Regions from separate parts of the Homo sapiens genome. Here region 1 is linked to region 2. Evidence: chromatin contacts called from ENCODE Hi-C data. All regions are on one chromosome and are shown on one strand. Each heading gives the region's core, a stretch centred on a gene start or an enhancer-like site at or near the end of the contact. The rest is flanking DNA. Distances are from core to core; before and after follow the strand shown. Region 1 has its middle 39 kb from the start of MIR8071-2. Region 2 has its middle 38 kb from the start of MIR8071-1.

Region 1 (4,990 bases), core at 5-2,504, 97 kb before region 2:
CAGGCGGTCAGGACCAGGGCCACCCCACACGGCAGGCACCAGCGCTCCTGACCTGGGCTGCAGAACAGCCTGTGGTCAGGCAGGGGCTCCCACTGGCCCCTGTCCTCGGCAGGCCCTTCCCCAGGAGCAGCGTCCGGGAGCTCAAGACAGGCTTGGGGGCTGCCCGTCCACCTGGGGAGGATCTTTGCAGGGCCCTTTCTTTCTCACTAAACAGCTTGCCTGTAGAAAGGAGAATTCGAAGGGATTTAAATCCAGTATTTTTACTGGTTTTCCCCGGGGCTAGCCAGGGTGTCTGCCCCACCTGCTGGTGGAAACGAAGTTCCCACTCTGGCCTTCTCCGTTAGGGCTTTATTTCATGGAGGTTGCATATGCCCGCCTCCCTGCAATGCGATGGTGAGGCCAGGGACTGGGGATGGGGCAAGGCCTGGAAGGGTGTGACTGTCTGTGAGGTGGGGATGGGCCTGCAGAGGGACGTCCGGGAATACACGGAGGCGTCTCGCACCGACACCGGGGTTCACTGTGACGGGAGGGGCTAGAGACCATCTGAGTGGGCTGGAATGGGGGTTGTCGCACACCCCTCGGGGGTGGATGTGGGTGCCCAGCAAGAGAAGCAGACCCGGCCCCACAGGAGGCTGCAGATGGAAGCTTCAGAGGCGGCTCCGGGGCTGCCACAAACCCCGCCCCTCCACGTGCCTCCCTGTCCCGGGAGCCGCCCCTCTGACCCCCAGGCCCTTCCCCGGACGTCCCAGCTGCTCCACAGCCCAGGCTTCTCCCCTCCTGCCCCCATGGAACCCCCACCCTGGGCTGTCTGGGCCTGCCTAGCCGGCCGTGTGGGGTCCCCCAGGCCCGTGGCCCAAGCACCCATCTCCGTGTCCAGCGCCCAGCGCACTCGGACGTTTCACACGCGGGCCTCTGGGGAGGACCCCCAGGCACCGCCAGCCCAACCCCGGCGGCCGGAAACTGGACCCGCTGCGGCAGCCGCTGAGGCTCTGCTGCCCCCGTGTGGCCGACAGCAGCATCGAACGCCGCCGACCACGCGGCGCTTCCCGGGCTCGGGGCAGGGGCAGGGGCAGGGGCACGGGCAGGGGCAGGGGCAGGGGCAGGGGCAGGGGCAGGGCCAGGGCCAGGGGCAGGGCCAGGCGTGCTCTCGGGGCCGGATCCCGGCTCTGCCTTGGGCTCAGGGCTGGGGCCCGGTCCGTGTCCAGCACTGTGATCCCCTCCCCTCCCCAGCGCCTGCCGCGGAGGTGGCTGTGGCATCCGCGAACAGGCATCAGCTTGTGGGGCTCTGTGGTCTGGGATCCCAGCCTCTGCCAAAGTCCTGCATTCCCTGGGTGTGGGGACGCTGTGACCTGGGGACGCTGTGGCCTGGGGGCCTTGCAAGGCTGCACCTGGGGCAGATGGGGAAGCTGGCCTGGGCTCCTCGGTGGGGCCCCGCGCCCCCCACTTCTGCCGGCAGCATCCGATGCTCCCTGACCCTGGTCAGGACCCTTCCTCCTGGCGTGGCCCAGTGTCCCCGCGGAAGCCCCAGAACGCGGCCTGCCCGGGAGCCGGCTCGGGCCTGGGGCCTGCGGGTCTTCACTATGGTCGCGAATGGACCCACGGGATGCTGCATGAGGCGCACGAGCTTGAGGCACCAGCCTCCGGCCACTGTCCCTGGAGGACAAGGGACGCGGCTCCGGAGCAGAGGGTCCTCCCCTGGGGATGCCCTCCCGGCGGCTGGGTGTGGGGCTGGGGGCTGTGCCCGGAAGTGGGTGGGTGGGAGAAGCCCTCCTGAGCACAGAGGACAGCAGCCAGGCCCAGGCCCAGGCCCTGCAGGCCCCCAGGGGCTCCAGAGCCCCAGAGAGGAGGAAGGCCTCCGTGTGCTCAGAATCAGCTCACACCCCGGGGACGAACCTCAGAGGGCCGGGACAAGGAAAGGAAGGCCCCGGCCCAACATCGGGGTCTGGGCGCTGGTGGGACAGGGCAGGCTCAGCCTTGGGGCCGGTCAGGGCCCTGTTGGGGTTCGGGTCCCCCTGCCAGGTCCGCGTCTGCAGCCACAGCCCCTCAACCCCAGCAGGGACCCCAGAGACCGGCTCGGGACCCCCTGGTGGCCGTCTTGTGCCACTGCAGTTCTGCTGCTGAGAGGTTCCCGGGGTTCCCGGGGTTCCCGGGGTCCCTGGCCCGGCAGCCTCCTGGGCTCCCAGGCAGGCGCGCTCTGCCGTCCGCTCATGCGGGGACAGCGGACCTCAGAGGCAAGCCTAAAAGACGCGCCCAGATCAGGATCCCAGGAACCCAGCTCACATACAAATCAGAAAAGCCCTAAAGAAGCAGAAACAAGAATCAGTGAAACAAGAAACTATAGAATAAGAACCCAAACAAAAGCAAAATGTCGGCGTTATCAGACATAGAATATGCAATGTGTGCTTCAGAGGGTTTTTTTGTTTGTTTTGTTTTGAGATGGAGTCTCGCTCTGTCGCCCAGGCTGGAGTACAGTGGTGCGATCTCGGCTCACTGCAACCTCCGCCTCCCGAGTTCAAGCGATTCTCCTGCCTCAGCCTCCTGAATAGCTGGGACTACAGGTGCCCGCCACCACGCCCGACTAATTTTTTTGGATTTTTAGTAGACACGGGGTTTCACCGTGTTAGCCAGGATGGTCTCGATCTCCTGACCTCATGATCTTCCTGCCTCAGCCTCCCAAAGTACTGGGATTACAGCGTGGCCACCACGCTCGGCCAAGAGATTTTTTAAACTTACTTACAGAAGCTATTCAAATATTACTGCAAAATGGGAAATTACTGCACATTGCATTTTGAAATGACCTGAGAGTTTTACGAAGAACTTCTAGAATTGAAAACCGTAATAGATGAGGCTAAAATAAGAATGGATGGGACAGGCAGCGCAGAGGACACGCAGGAGCGGGAGCTGGTAACACCGAAGAAAGAGCAGGAGACGCCACCCAGCCCGAGCGCAGCCCCGCGGAGGCTGGACGGAGGCTCCCACAAGGGCTTCTTCTGCCCAAAGGAGAAACAGAGTCGGGGGAGGCAGTGGCTGGGAATTTTCCAAAATCGCTGAATAACAGGACGCGTCAGGATCAAGGCCAAGTCCCAAGCAGGATAAATAAAAGCAAACTCCACGTCCACACCTTGACGCTTGCCGATGGAGCTGCCAACACCAGAGGCAAAGAGACTTTAGAAGCATCCAAAAGGAGGCCGGGCGTGGTGGCTCACATCTGTAATCCCAGCACTTTTCGAGGCAGAGGTGGGTGGGTCACCTGAGGTCAGGAGTTGGAGAGACCAGCCAGGCCAACATGGTGAAACCCGGTCTCTATTAAAAACACAAAAATTAGCTGGACGTGGTGGCGGGTGTCTGTGGTCCCAGCTACTCGGGAGGCTGAGGCAGGAGAATCGCTTGAGCCCGGGAGGCGGAGGTTGCAGTGAGCTGCCATCGCGCCACTACCCTCCAGCCTGGGAGACAGAGTGAGACTCTATCAAAAAAAAAAAAAAAATCCGTCAGGGCCGGCCCAGGCAGGTGCACTCGCGCGGCCACAGACTCCAGAGCCGGACTCGGGAGCCCCCCGGCGGCCGTCCCGTGCCACTGCACGTTCTCATAGACAGGAGAGTCTCAAGAACCCTGGAGCAAACAAGACGCCTGGAGCAGCCTCCCAGCATCTACTCACCTCTGCCGGCCGTTTACACCCGAAAGCCACCCCTCAAGACCAGGACAACGGTGACACTTTCATACAAAGGGCACAGGCACTTAACTCCGCACGCTGGCTGCTGGCGCCTCCTAAGAGTGTGTTTAGAAATGTTAAAGAAAAAATTATTCCATGATAGTTGTTCAATGCGGAGGCAGGTGTGATTCAGGACCACCGCCGCAGGAGCAGGGACCACGGCCATGCGGGAGAGAGATGGGGCTCAGTTCTTAACACAGCATGGGCTGGCGGGGATTGACAGCCAGGGAGCTGGGTAAACTCGGAGGACGGACATTCCCAAGAGGAAATATTGGGGGGAAGGAGGGTTCTGGCTAAATTAGCCCAGGAAGATTTTTGCTGAAGACAGACCAGGGTGATCAGACCTGGGAGATGGTGGAAGATGAGGAACTCAGGATCAAGGGTGATCAAATGTCAAGAGTGGGTCTTTAACCTGATTTAGGGGGGTTCTTTTTTTTTCTTTTTTTTTTTTTTTTTGAGACGTAGTCTCACTCTGTCACCAGGCAGTGGCACGTGTCATCGTGCAGTGGCACGATCTTGGCTCACTGCAACCTCTGCCTCCTGGGTTCAAGCAATTCTCCTGCCTCAGCCTCCCGAGTAGCTGGGATTATAGGCGCGTGCCACCACACCCAGCTAATTTTCGTATTTTTAGTAGAGACAGGGTTTCACCATGTTGGCCAGGCTGGTCTGGAACTCCTGACCTCAGATGATCAGCCCACCTCAGCCTCCCAGAGTGCTGGGATTACAGGCATGAGCCACCGCTCCGGGCCCCACCGGGTACTTTTTAAAGCCTTTTTCTTACAAGGAAGTGCAGGCCGGCCTAGGAGAAGTTTCCAGAGCCCGACTGCAGTTTAGCCAAGCAGAGAATCTTTGTCAGTCCACACTGTTTAAGGAAAGAGGAGACATTCTCGTTTCCCTCCAACAATATAAGTCCATTTTCTTGTTGGGTGGCCTTTCGTTCATTAAGAACCAGCTGGATTTTCTGTTGGGACTGGATAGAAGAGGACATTTCGCCGCATGGTGCTAGCAGTTGGACATTCGAAGAGGAGAGACTCTGAAAATAAATGAAACACAAAGGTTAACACTTAGAAATGCAGTTTCTGAGCCCAGTGGGCACCAGGCCAGAAGATTTCTAGACGCTGGGCCTGAAGCATCTTCAGCTGCAGCCAGGTAGGCAGCTGAAGGGCCTTCCTGATTTGCAGGTCAGGTGTTGCAGAAGCTGCCCGCACAGGATCTGTGGGGATGATTTCTCTGAAGTTTACATCAACTTGTCCCATTTCAGCTCACAGGGCTTCAGGAAAA
Region 2 (5,272 bases), core at 1,948-4,447:
GTGAAAGAACAGTCCCACAACCACTGTGGGGACACCTGGCACCCAGACTCCCACAAGGGGGCAGTGAGGCCCCTGCTCGTGCCTTAGACATCTTCCGGGCCTCCCCAGGGGCCCCCGCCTTCTGGCTGCCTCCCTCTGCTCTCAGGGCCAAGGTGAGGTGGAGGCCACTGTCACCCCTGAGGGTCCAGTCACCAGAGGGTAATTGAGAGCAACAGGTCACTTGGGGAAGCCCTGCCACAGAGAAGCCCTCCAGCCCATGGGACCCAGGACCTGGCCTGGGGAGGGGCTTTTAAAGAGAGGGGGAAAGAGAGAGAATCAACAGATGAGGGGCTGAACCAGCAGACAGAGATCAGGCAGACACATGGGTAGATCCTAGGACATATAATGAATGGATGGGTGGATGGAGGGTGGGTAGATGAAGGATGGATGGGTGGTAAAATGGATGGGTGGGTAAATGGCTGGATGGAGGATGGACGGATGGATATGTGATGGATGGATGGATGAAGGATGGGTGGATGGAGGATGGATGAGTGGATGAAGGATGGAAGATGGATGGACTGATGGATGGATGATGGATGGATGGATGATGGATGGGTGGGTAGGCGGATGGAGGATGGAAGGGTGGATGGAGGATGGAAGATAGATGGAGGGGTGAATGGAGGATGGGTGGATGGAGGGAGGATTGAGGATAGATGGGTGGGTGGGTGGGTAGATCTATGGAGGCTAGGTGTATGGAAGATAATTGGATGGAGAATTGCTTTATGAATGGATGAATGAAGAGATGGAAAATAGCTTTATAGATGGATGGATGGATGGATGGATGGATAGATGGAAGAAGGATGAATGGATGGAAAATAGCTTTATAGATATATGGGTGGATATTTAAGTGATAGCCTTACATTAATAGATGAATGGACGATGAATGGATGGGTGAGTGGGTAGGAGTGTTACTGATGGAGGGGTGGATATACGGATAATAGCTTTATAGATGGATGGATGGATAGATGGACGGAAGGATAGAAAGACAGGTGAATGACTGGATGTATCAGCATATGACAAGCAGGTACAGCTGTACATGGGAGGTCTATGCCCTGAGACCCTGAGGAAAATGAGGATGCCCGTGCTGGTGGCCCTCACCTGGCCCTCGCTTGTAACCCCTCAGCCACATTCCCTGGGAAGGCAACAGAGGCCTCTGGTCTTGCCCATTCAACCTTTGGCACACTGAGTGTCAGACCCAGGTCTCTGTCTTGGACCCAGATCTCCTTGAGGGTGGGTGTGTCTGGTCCTCTCTGGCCCCGGGACCCAGTCACTGAATACGTGGCTGGGACTGAGACGGGGTGGGGTGGGAGGGGCGGGAGGGTACCTCGGGCTCAAGCTTCCCTTGGAGAAGCAGATGGTGTCCACTTTCTGCCCTGCCAAGTCTCTCCCTGAAGTGCCCTAAGAATGTCAAAGACAGAAGGTCCCAGCCCCTCACCTGGGACCCTGCCTCCTCATCCTCCCTGGGGGAGTCTCAGGCCTTAGATGGGGACCCAGACCCCACTGTCCCCAGACCCCAAGGAAGCATAGCCGCTGTTCACACGAGTCTGGGAGTCTGGGCCTGGCAGGCTCTTGCTGTGTTGCAGATTGGCAGATGCCGCCTCCCTATGTGGTGCTGGACTTGCCGCAGGAGACCCTGGAGGAGGAGACCCCCGGCGCCAACCTGTGGCCCACCACCATCACCTTCCTCACCCTCTTCCTGCTGAGCCTGTTCTATAGCACAGCACTGACCGTGACCAGCGTCCGGGGCCCATCTGGCAAGAGGGAGGGCCCCCAGTACTGAGCGGGAGCCGGCAAGGCACAGGTGGGAGCCCAGGAGGGGGATGAGCCCACAGTAGATGGGGTGGGCTGCAGTGATTGGCTAAGAGGAGAGCACCACCTGCTCCCACTGTGGGGGGACGTGCTCTCCTGGGGGCCCTTCACAGACACTGAGGACACGCGCAGGCCCAGGGTCAGGGCTGAGCTTCCCTCCAGTGCAGTAACGAGGATTCCGTCCAGGCTCCCATGAGCCAGGCCAGGGCTGAGACAGAGGGCGTTGGCAAGGATGCTGCTCCTTCAGGCTGTGACCCCTCTGTCTTTGCAGGGAGGAAGTGTGGAGGAACCTCTTGGAGAAGCCAGCTATGCTTGCCAGAACTCAGCCCTTTCAGACATCACCGACCCGCCCTTACTCACGTGGCTTCCAGGTGCAATAAAGTGGCCCCAAGGAAAATGTTCACAGACTCTGAATGAGGAGACGGGGGTCAGGGAAAGGGTGGTGGCTTTAGACTGGAGAACGCCTGCTTCAAAGTCCCCCTGGGTGTCATGGTGGTCATGGTGGGCATGGACAGAGGGTACCCCTGGTCCCAAAATCAAGAAATGACCTGATCTTGAATGAGGCTGAGGCCCAAGGATGAATGCTGGATTCACCAGAGACCATGGCAAAGAAGCCTGCTCCTAAGAACTACATGGGATCCCTATTCCTCATAACCTAGACAGCCCTGGTCCTCCTCACTGGGTCCTCATCCTGATCACAGGGCCCTGGTCCTGACCAGTGGGCCCGTTTACCGATCACTGAGCTCTGGTCCTACTACTTGGTCCCTGTTCCTGATCACTTAATTCTAGCCTTGATCACTGAGCCTTAGTCCTGATCACTGAGTCCTACTCCTGTTTTTTGCCCTGGACCTCGTCACTCAGCCCTGGTCCTTGTCACTCAGCCCTGGACCTCATCACTCAGCCCTGGTCCTGGTCACTCAGCCCTGGTCCTCGTCACTCAGCCCTGGACCTCGTCACTCAGCCCTGGTCCTCGTCACTCAGCCCTGGACCTCGTCACTCAGCCCTGGACCTCATCACTCAGCCCTGGACCTCCTCACTCAGCCCTGGTCCTCATCACTCAGCCCTGGACCTGATCACTCAGCCCTGGTCCTGGTCACTCAGCCCTGTTCCTGATCACTGAGCCCTGGTCCTGATCACTGAATGCTGGTCCTGATCACTGAGCCCTGTTCCTGATCACTAACCCCTGTTCCTGATCACTGAGCCCTGGTCCTGATCACTGAGCCCTGGTCCTGATTACTGAGCCCTGGACCCAGTCACTGGCCCCTGTTCCTGATCACTGGGCCCTGGTCCTGATCACTGAGCCCTGTTCCTGATCACTGAGCCCTGGACCCAATCGCTGGGCCCTGGTCCTGATCACTGGGCCCTGGTCCTGATTACTGAGCCCTGGTCCTGATCGCTGGGCCCTGTTCCTGACCGCTGAGCCCTGGACCAGATCATGGATCCCTGTTCCTGATCACTGATCCCCGGTTCTTTTCTTATACATATTCATTTTGAAATCTGATTCCTTTTCTGAGCATGTATCAGTCTGACTAGACACTGAGTCCTGTCTGATTTCTGAGCCTTGGCCCTCATGAGTAAGTGACCTGCAGTGGTGGAGGGAGGCCTCCAGGGGAGCCGAGACCCTCTCAGTGCATGTACTCACTGGTAGATGAAGAAATGACCCCAATGACTTGCTCCATTTTTCCAGGCTCAGAGGGGTGTGTAGGCCCCAGGAGGACTTGGTGGGGAGAGGACCAGCCCAGGCCCTGTGAGCTACACCCAGCCCCAGCCCCTAAGGGGTCGCCAGGTCTCGACTTAGCACTGGGGAGGGGGTACAGTACAGGAGTGGGGACAGGAAGGTCGGGGGAGGCCATGCTGTTTGTATTCTCTTGCTTTTCTCTCTCTCCTGAAGCCTCTTGTACCCCATCACCTGCAGAAATATCCAAAATAGCCCTGTGGGGCGGCTGAGTCATTGTGAACACAGCCCAGGCCAGGTGTTCCAGCCAGAGAACTGCTGTTCTGAGAAACATGCCCCAAAACCGAGACCTGGCCAGGTGTGCCTGGGGCCTGAGCGAGGGGCTGCAGCCACAGGGAGGCCCAGCCCCAACCAGCCCGGGGTCAGCTAGGGCTTTCCAGGTCCAGGGTTAGGCAGAGGTCAGCCAGGGTCAGCCAGGATCAGCCAGGGTCAGCCAGGGTCATCTGGGGTCAGCCAGGGCCAGCCAGGGTCAGCCAGGGTCATCTGGGTTCCGCCAGGGTCAGCCAGGGCCATCTGGGGTCATCTGGGGTCAGCCAGGGTTCCGCCAGGGTCAGCACAGGCCATTGTCCCCCTGTCCGGGCTCTCTAGGCGGCAGGCCTCCTCCATGGGCAGCCCTCACGAGGGCTGTGCCCACCACACAGCAGACCCAGGGAAGCACCAGCACTGAGCATCTGGCAGTGACTGTGGTGGGCCTCACACCCTGCACGCACCTCCCTCAGCTCTCCCCAGGGCCCTTGGCCAGAGCCAGGACGCAGTGCCCAGCCCTGGGGCTTGAGCGGCTGCCCTGGCAGGCTGTGCCCAGCACAAGCACGGCCCACAGGACCACAGAAGGACCTGCACCCCACACCAGGGAAACAGGGGTTCTGGGAAGGGGACATTGGACCAGGGGCCCAGAGAGACACAGAGACATAGAGAGAGACAGGGACAGGGAGAGACAAGAGACACAGAGACATAGACAGAGACAAGGATGGGGAGAGATAAGAGACACAGAGACATAGAGACAGGGATGGGGAGAGAGATAAGAGATGAAGAGACATAGAGAGAGACAGGGATGGGGAGAGATAAGAGACACAGAGACATAGAGAGAGAGAGACAGGGATGGGGAGAGACAAGAGACATAGACAGAGAAAGACAAGGACAAGGAGAGATAAGAGACATAGAGACATAGAGAGACAGGGATGGGGAGAGAGATAAGAGATGAAGAGACATAGAGAGAGACAGGGATGGGGAGAGATAAGAGACACAGAGAGAGAGAGACAGGGATGGGGAGAGACACAGAGACATAGACAGAGAAAGACAAGGACAAGGAGAGATAAGAGACACAGAGACATAGAGAGACAGGGATGGGGAGAGATAAGAGACACAGAGACATAGAGAGAGACAGGGATGGAGAGAGACACAGAGACGTAGACAGAGAAAGACAAGGACAAGGAGAGATAAGAGACACAGAGACATAGAGAGACAGGGATGGGGAGAGATAAGAGACACAGAGACATAGAGAGAGACAGGGATGGGGAGAGACAAGAGACATAGAGACAGGGACAAAGACAGACACAGAGAGAGAGATGGGGATGGAGAGAGATAAGAGACAGGGACGGGGAGGGACAGAGACACAAGAGACAGAAAGAGAGAGATGAGATGAGATAGATAAGAAACAGAGACAGAGATGGGAGAAAAAGGGAGGAGATG

The links. Hi-C counts contacts between places; a loop is a spot of excess contacts on that map. Pooled maps may share reads with other maps.
Region 1: a map with no recorded cell type shows a loop between it and region 2 (5-fold over the local background). The contact joins two enhancer-like sites. A Hi-C loop is called at or near these places in 3 of 168 maps with a recorded cell type or tissue (B cell, GM13977 and KBM-7), 5 of 37 single-sample maps with no recorded cell type and 3 of 50 pooled maps.

Annotation. Positions count from the first base shown.
Region 1 is chr14:105,676,300-105,681,289 of GRCh38, reverse strand. It overlaps IGH. Among named protein-coding and RNA genes, the nearest start is that of MIR8071-2, 39 kb to the right of the region's middle. Within about 2 kb of position 1,254, at least 3 of the 41 ENCODE cell types and tissues checked have a DNase peak (open chromatin) inside an H3K27ac peak, as active enhancers do; they include B cell, where a contact is called at or near this core.
Region 2 is chr14:105,580,701-105,585,972 of GRCh38, reverse strand. No RefSeq gene overlaps it. Among named protein-coding and RNA genes, the nearest start is that of MIR8071-1, 38 kb to the left of the region's middle. Within about 2 kb of position 3,197, at least 5 of the 41 ENCODE cell types and tissues checked have a DNase peak (open chromatin) inside an H3K27ac peak, as active enhancers do; they include B cell, where a contact is called at or near this core.